Regions from separate parts of the Mus musculus genome. Here region 1 is linked to region 2. A link is a loop called in an ENCODE intact Hi-C map of the cell type or tissue named here. Cell type or tissue: left cerebral cortex. All regions are shown on one strand. Links, peaks and the distances in the headings refer to the core of each region. The heading gives the core; the rest is flanking DNA. Region 1 overlaps Otp (orthopedia homeobox). Region 2 has its middle 6.8 kb from the start of Gm32351.

Evidence for each region. Peaks named below come from ENCODE experiments on the same cell type or tissue, not always from the same donor. Only the 100,000 strongest peaks of a DNase experiment are listed, where the experiment ranks them.
Region 1: a loop joins it to region 2, with 4 times the contacts of the local background. A loop is called at or near these places in 10 of 42 quality-filtered maps.

The regions. Positions count from the first base shown.
Region 1 is chr13:94,878,959-94,881,878 of GRCm38, forward strand. The region is part of intron 2 of Otp (orthopedia homeobox); the gene reads left to right. Among named protein-coding and RNA genes, the nearest start is that of Otp, 4.8 kb to the left of the region's middle. In left cerebral cortex, for the core only: no CTCF peak of the experiment used is centred there; DNase peaks (open chromatin) are centred at 1,630, 1,803 and 2,290.
Region 2 is chr13:94,708,228-94,711,147 of GRCm38, forward strand. No RefSeq gene overlaps it. Among named protein-coding and RNA genes, the nearest start is that of Gm32351, 6.8 kb to the left of the region's middle. In left cerebral cortex, for the core only: a CTCF peak has its summit at 1,761; no DNase peak of the experiment used is centred there; H3K4me3 peaks cover 423 bases.

The DNA of each region.
Region 1 (2,920 bases), core at 320-2,819, 170 kb after region 2:
AAATATACAATCCAACAATAATACTTGATTGTAAGCTCAATATCGAAGAATCAAAGTTCACAAATTTACTTTTTGCTCTCAAGAGAAATCTTTGCTATTAATTTTTGTATAAAAGAGTGCAGTGCTGTATCTTAACCTAGACATATTGGTAATTAGTTCAAATTAAAATAGAACTTAGAATCACAAATAAAATATAATTGGATGGCTGATTTTATTAAAAAAGAAAATGAGGTCTATTAAACTTTATTAGGTCTTCCAAAGGTTAATGGCAGTGATTCTTTTAATAGAAAAAGTTATAAATGAAATAAAATATAAACTGTGTGGTAGTTATGTTCAAAAAGTACACAAAAGAATATGCAAGAAGAAAGAGACAAAGTATGTTAATTGTTCTAGCATAATGTTCAACCGAAGATAATAGCTTGAGTCTACTGATAAAAACAATTTAATAGAACAGCAATTTCAATATTTTTTAAAAATAATGTTTCATAGTTTAAAAAGTAATCAGATCAACATAACCTTCTTAATTAACATTTCAAAATGATTAACATTATGTAACGTAATGCGAAAATAATTTATGGGAAATGTATTTACTTCACAATTCACTGTACCATTGCTCCTTGACCAAATTCAAATTAAATAGTAATTGGTTTACATTCTTATATGATGAGTGCTTCATAGTTTTCTTTATAGTTAACAGATTGCCACACATTCTTTCCAGTATGTGGGCCACTGCACTGATTAAAAATGATCTAAACATTTAACTTATTGTGCTTGCATGTTTTTAAAGATACTTTTTAATTTTAGACTGAATTATCCAGTATATTTATTTTTTTGCCTTTATCTGGACTATATCACATTTTGAAGTGTTTACTAAAGCACCTCTTTTCACATGGAGGCCACTTCCTGTATGGTACTGTTCCCCTTTTCTGGCTAGTGTAATAAAACCATTCCTTTTATAGCATGCCATTATTAGAAACCAATTTCAGAATTATTTATAACCTGGAATGGCTTATTAAGCAGCAATGCGAGAATCATGCAAATTACGCGATCAAATGCAATATAATAAGCATAATCATTAGTCTCTAGCACGGATTAATTAACTTTCAATATTTTATTTACATAAAAACCAAATCAGTGAAATAACTTCTGCACAGTCAGGCTTGCCTTTCAATATTTTATATGAACAAAAATAATGTGCTGTAATTCCATTGACCGTGTCCCCTAGAATGGCCCTGTCACCTGCCACATCTTAATAGGGGGGACAAGCTGAGAGTATTTTCGAGTTTTCTAATGGAATGAGAAATTGCATTTTCTTCCTCTCCCAGCACTATTAAAGTGTAATGAATTCGGCCCAGAGTTCACGGCTGGCTGATCGAAATGAACCTGAGATCTAGGCTTTAATACAGCTCCCCAGATTTCCTCCCATATCTACACATTAATCATTTGCTGGATTCCAATGAGGTCTTCATAAAGCATTTGCTTCAAGTGTGTGTGTGTGGGGGGGCATTCTTTCTTTCTCCCCCTCTTTTTCTATTCCTGAGCCATTTATAGCTGGGGAATTAAACGGGCTATATATTTTAAAATACATTTACAGTATGTCTATATTACTGTAACAGCAGATATCATGAAAGTGGATTTTTAGATTCCAACCTCCATTAGATTCTCACTGTTGTATTAAGCATTTTTCTGAGGAGAGCTGCATTTCAAACTGAGTGCAAAGTTGGGTCTTTGGCTGTGGTTAATGGATTTCCTGGAGTTGTCATCAGTGCATTCCAAAACTCTCCCTTAGGTTCTGTCTGCATCTTAACCCGACATGCTCTAGTTTCCAAGTGGAAACATTCACATTTTAAAAAACATATGCATCATAGCTTGGAATTGAGGTGTTCAGATTCCATGCAGATTTTTCCCCCTTGAATCTCAGTAAACCATGAAACATTAAAAATTTTGTAGCCATCATTTGACTACTAACCCTCAAACATAATTGAGCATGATTTTTCGATTATTCCTCTAATATTTTGTCCTTTAACAGTGGTTCTTTCTGGATTCTGCAGTACTGTTTGCTCTTGAAACTCTGCTGAGCAGTGTTTTTTGTTTTTGTTTTTGTTTTTTTCTCTGTTGCTTCTTTCTCCAAGCCTTTGTCCAATTTACCATCTTCAAAACACTGACCATTTAGGATTCACTCGCTCTGGGGAGTGGTAGGAATTGGTCCTGACTCTCCCTTTCAAAATGTTCCTAGGAGGCTGCAAGTTTCAGACACAGCAAGTTTCAGTCAAGGGTGTCCTCTTGCCCAACTTCCCACACTAGTGTCAGCTAGGTGCTGCAAAGGGTCTTTGGGACCTTAGGTCTCTTCACTGTCCACCCAAGGCCAAAGGCTGCTAACAGCTCCATCCAGCTGCAATCATCATCATCGGGCCCTGAAGCCTCATTAGTCCCCGCACCACAGCTCTAGAGCTTGCGCTAAGGAAGCTTACCCAGCATCAATATAGGGTTAAGCAGCAATGTGGGAAATGGTGTACAAACTAGAGAAAGATAAAGTGCTGGAAGAAGCCCTAGGTAAGATAGGAAGGCAAGGCAGACTCAGAGAGGATTGTAGACTGCAAAACTATTCACACTGGTAAGCAAAGTGTATGCTTGCTTGCACCGCTATAAATTCTTGATTTACCAAGAATGAAGGCAGGTATATCCATACCCTCGACACTTCAGCTTGCAAATCATCTACTACATAGATTGGATTACCAGATAAATCACGTGGGGGGGGGATTTGGAGAGTAGGGTGTGTGTGTTGGCCAAATTCTAAGAGGAAACTAGTCAACATCTGATCTGTGCCTGGCACCATTTTATATTTCGTTTCAGTAGTCATCCCGCTAACTAGATTTTGAATGAAAAGTCTGCTAACTAAACTCTCTGAGGAAGCCCCAGC
Region 2 (2,920 bases), core at 222-2,721:
GCCTCCCTGGCTGGGGGCTTTGGTAAATTAGCAGCTTGGCTGTATAATCAGGCATTCGCCATTGAGGCCACAGTACTGTACCCGCTAACCAGGTGAGATTTCATCATCTAATGGGTTGGGAGGTGTGACCGAGCTGCTAAGTTAGCAATTAAACTTCGCAAGTATCGTTCGATTGTTTTTTTTTTTTTTTTTTTTTTTTTGGACAGGCCACTGCAACGTTACCCCAGCTATTGAAAGAAAAGAAATCCCTTTCCAGAATATATACACAGACGGAAATGATTTTTGTGAAATCCATGGAATGATATAAAGGAAGTATCATGTCTAAACACACCGTTTGGATTCTGTATTCTATAAAATACAGGCTATATAGTTACAGAGTTCTAAATCTGCAGTGGGGGGAGGGGTGGTAGCTAGTTGCTGCAAAGGCAGGGAGGGACTGTGTGCAAAATATTAGATAACATCTAATCTAGGATAGAAAAAAAATCTAGGAAATCAGAGATTCGTCCCTTTTGGGCCTATCGTTTAGATTTATTATTGTACCAAGAACTGGTATCAAAGCAAAAGGGCAAACGGTCTCATAGAAGCCCCCCCCCCCCAGTAGGCAGCTCCTCTGGCTCCTGAGGCCTAAAGCTTTGCCATCTCCTTCTGAAGCTCCAAGGTGTATCCATGTAAGATGGGAAAATGGTTGGTGTGAATTAGAAGGCTCAGGTTCCCAGAAACAATAAACACTCTTGCGCTGGGGACAACACCCTGCGTATGTAGGTATGTGGGTCTGTGTAAGAGAGAAAACAGCACAAGACCTGGCTTCTCCCGAGCCCTAAGAGCTTAAATGGAAACATAACAGAAAATATTATTAGCTTTATCTGCTGACACTAGGGACACGGGTTAAAGTATTTTTCATTTAATTTGATAGTGAATAAGGCACTTACAGTACTTGATGATCTATTGATCAAATAGAAATGAGGTGCCAGCAACACCTCCTTATTTAATCCCCATTCCCACGATTAAAAAACCAAGTGAATTTAGGAAAAAAAAAAAACAATTTGCTCAGTAAGTGTTGTGTTATATAAAGAATAGAAAGAGACCCGTTCTTCCAACCTATAAATCTCTCCTTGGGCTAATATGATTGACTACAGGGCACGTGAACCCCCGCTGAACTGTAAACAGTGTTTTAATGGACAGTAATGGCCCTATGATTTTTAGCTATTGTTCCAAAATGACTACCATGTTTATTGCCATCATTAAAAATGAATTAAAGAGTTATGAAACTCCTCAATAATGAGAACTCCGGCAGTTTATAAGCCCTGTTCTGCTCTTCTCAGTTCACTTAACGGGCTGCATCTGCCCAGAGTGGTGCGGGCTGGGTGACACCCACCAGAGACCACAGTTTAGGGAACCCGGGTGTCCAGAACCTTTCTTTTGTCTGATGAGGGCCCGGAGAACTAAGAGAGAGGGAAGGAAAAGAGGCGGTGATGGGATGAGAGGGAACCCAGAAAGCTCTGCCCTTTCGGGTGTTCCCGGTGAGGAGGTGTGGTGATGGATGACTGTAGGAGCCGGGGACTGGGAGGGGACAAGATTCGCTTCCCTGCAGCAAAATGGCCTCGGTCAGGGTGGTGGTAGGGGTACGGATGGGATCCCGGGGTTGGGGTGGGGGTGACCAGAGGCGTGTTCCTAGCCCTAACCCGGCCGAGGAAGGCGCTGTGGGACCCTGTTAGGGCAGGCTGCAGACCCAGGCGGGGTTGCCTGGTCACTGCCCTGTAGTTCCGCGTGGTGGCGGCCACTGCACCTCCCCGAAGCCGGGGGAGTCGCTGGGGACCGCGCAGGAAAAAGGCTCAGCAAAGTTGCTCGCAGCCGGGGCACTGTTCTCCGAGGGGTCTCTGGCTGGAGTCTGCACGTTTCTCTTTGCATTAGCAAAGCCCAAAGTCATCCAGTTTGCGCTAATCACCACAATTAGTCCTGAATTATCACCGGACTCTGACAGACGTTCCTTGTAACTCTCTTTTATTTCCAACAGCCCTAATCAGCCGCTCTCATTACAAACGCTGATTAAACTGCAAATTATCCAGCAGCGGCCCTGTTCCCGTCTACCAGCAGCTCGTTCAATATCAATTAGGGCCGAACGGCAAAGCCTGCAGCCTCCCAGAGCCTCCAACTGCCTGATAGTGGCACTTATTAGTTTGGAAAACTAGGAAAATACTAATAATCAACAACCAAGGGGAAAGAGGAGGCGACAGAACAAAAGGACGGCAGCAACGCAGCCGTAGGGGCGAGCGCGAGCCGGGTGCTGCGGGCCCAGGTGCGCACCCAGCCGTGCGCGGTGCAGGAAAGGGACCGCTTCGCTGGGAGCGCTGGGTCCCCAGAGCAGCCGGCCGGGTGTGCAGACCGCCAGGGCTATTCACTAAGGCATTGGCTTCGGCTCGCCGAGGACGCTTTTTTGCAAATAATAATCGGATTTGGCTATTTAAAAAAAAAAATCAAAACTTCTAGAACCGCCCTTCATCGAGTGCTCCTGCAATCCGTTTCCAATAAGCTGTTTAGGTTGGTACTTAAAAAACATTGACCTTGTCCCGTAAATAAAGTGGGAGCTGATGACAGTTGATTTTATTTACCTATTCTGTCAAATTAGATTTCCATGGCAAAACGCTGCTCGCATAGGCTGCAGAAAGTGCAGCCCCGCGGCCCCTCCTCGCCTCTGGGGCTGAGGTGTAAAGACAAAGCTACTCCGCGCCTCCTTCCGCGCTACCAGCCTGTGTTCTGCATACCCCCTCCCCCTTTCGCCAGCAGCACCGGTTCCCCACCGGAGAAACTGTTCCCACCCCTCAAAGGCAACCAGGATCTGCTAAGGGGCAGCAATTGTAGATAGGTCCTGGAGGGTTTTTTGGTCACCTAGAGATACTGCAGGCTGGGGCCTAACTGCCAT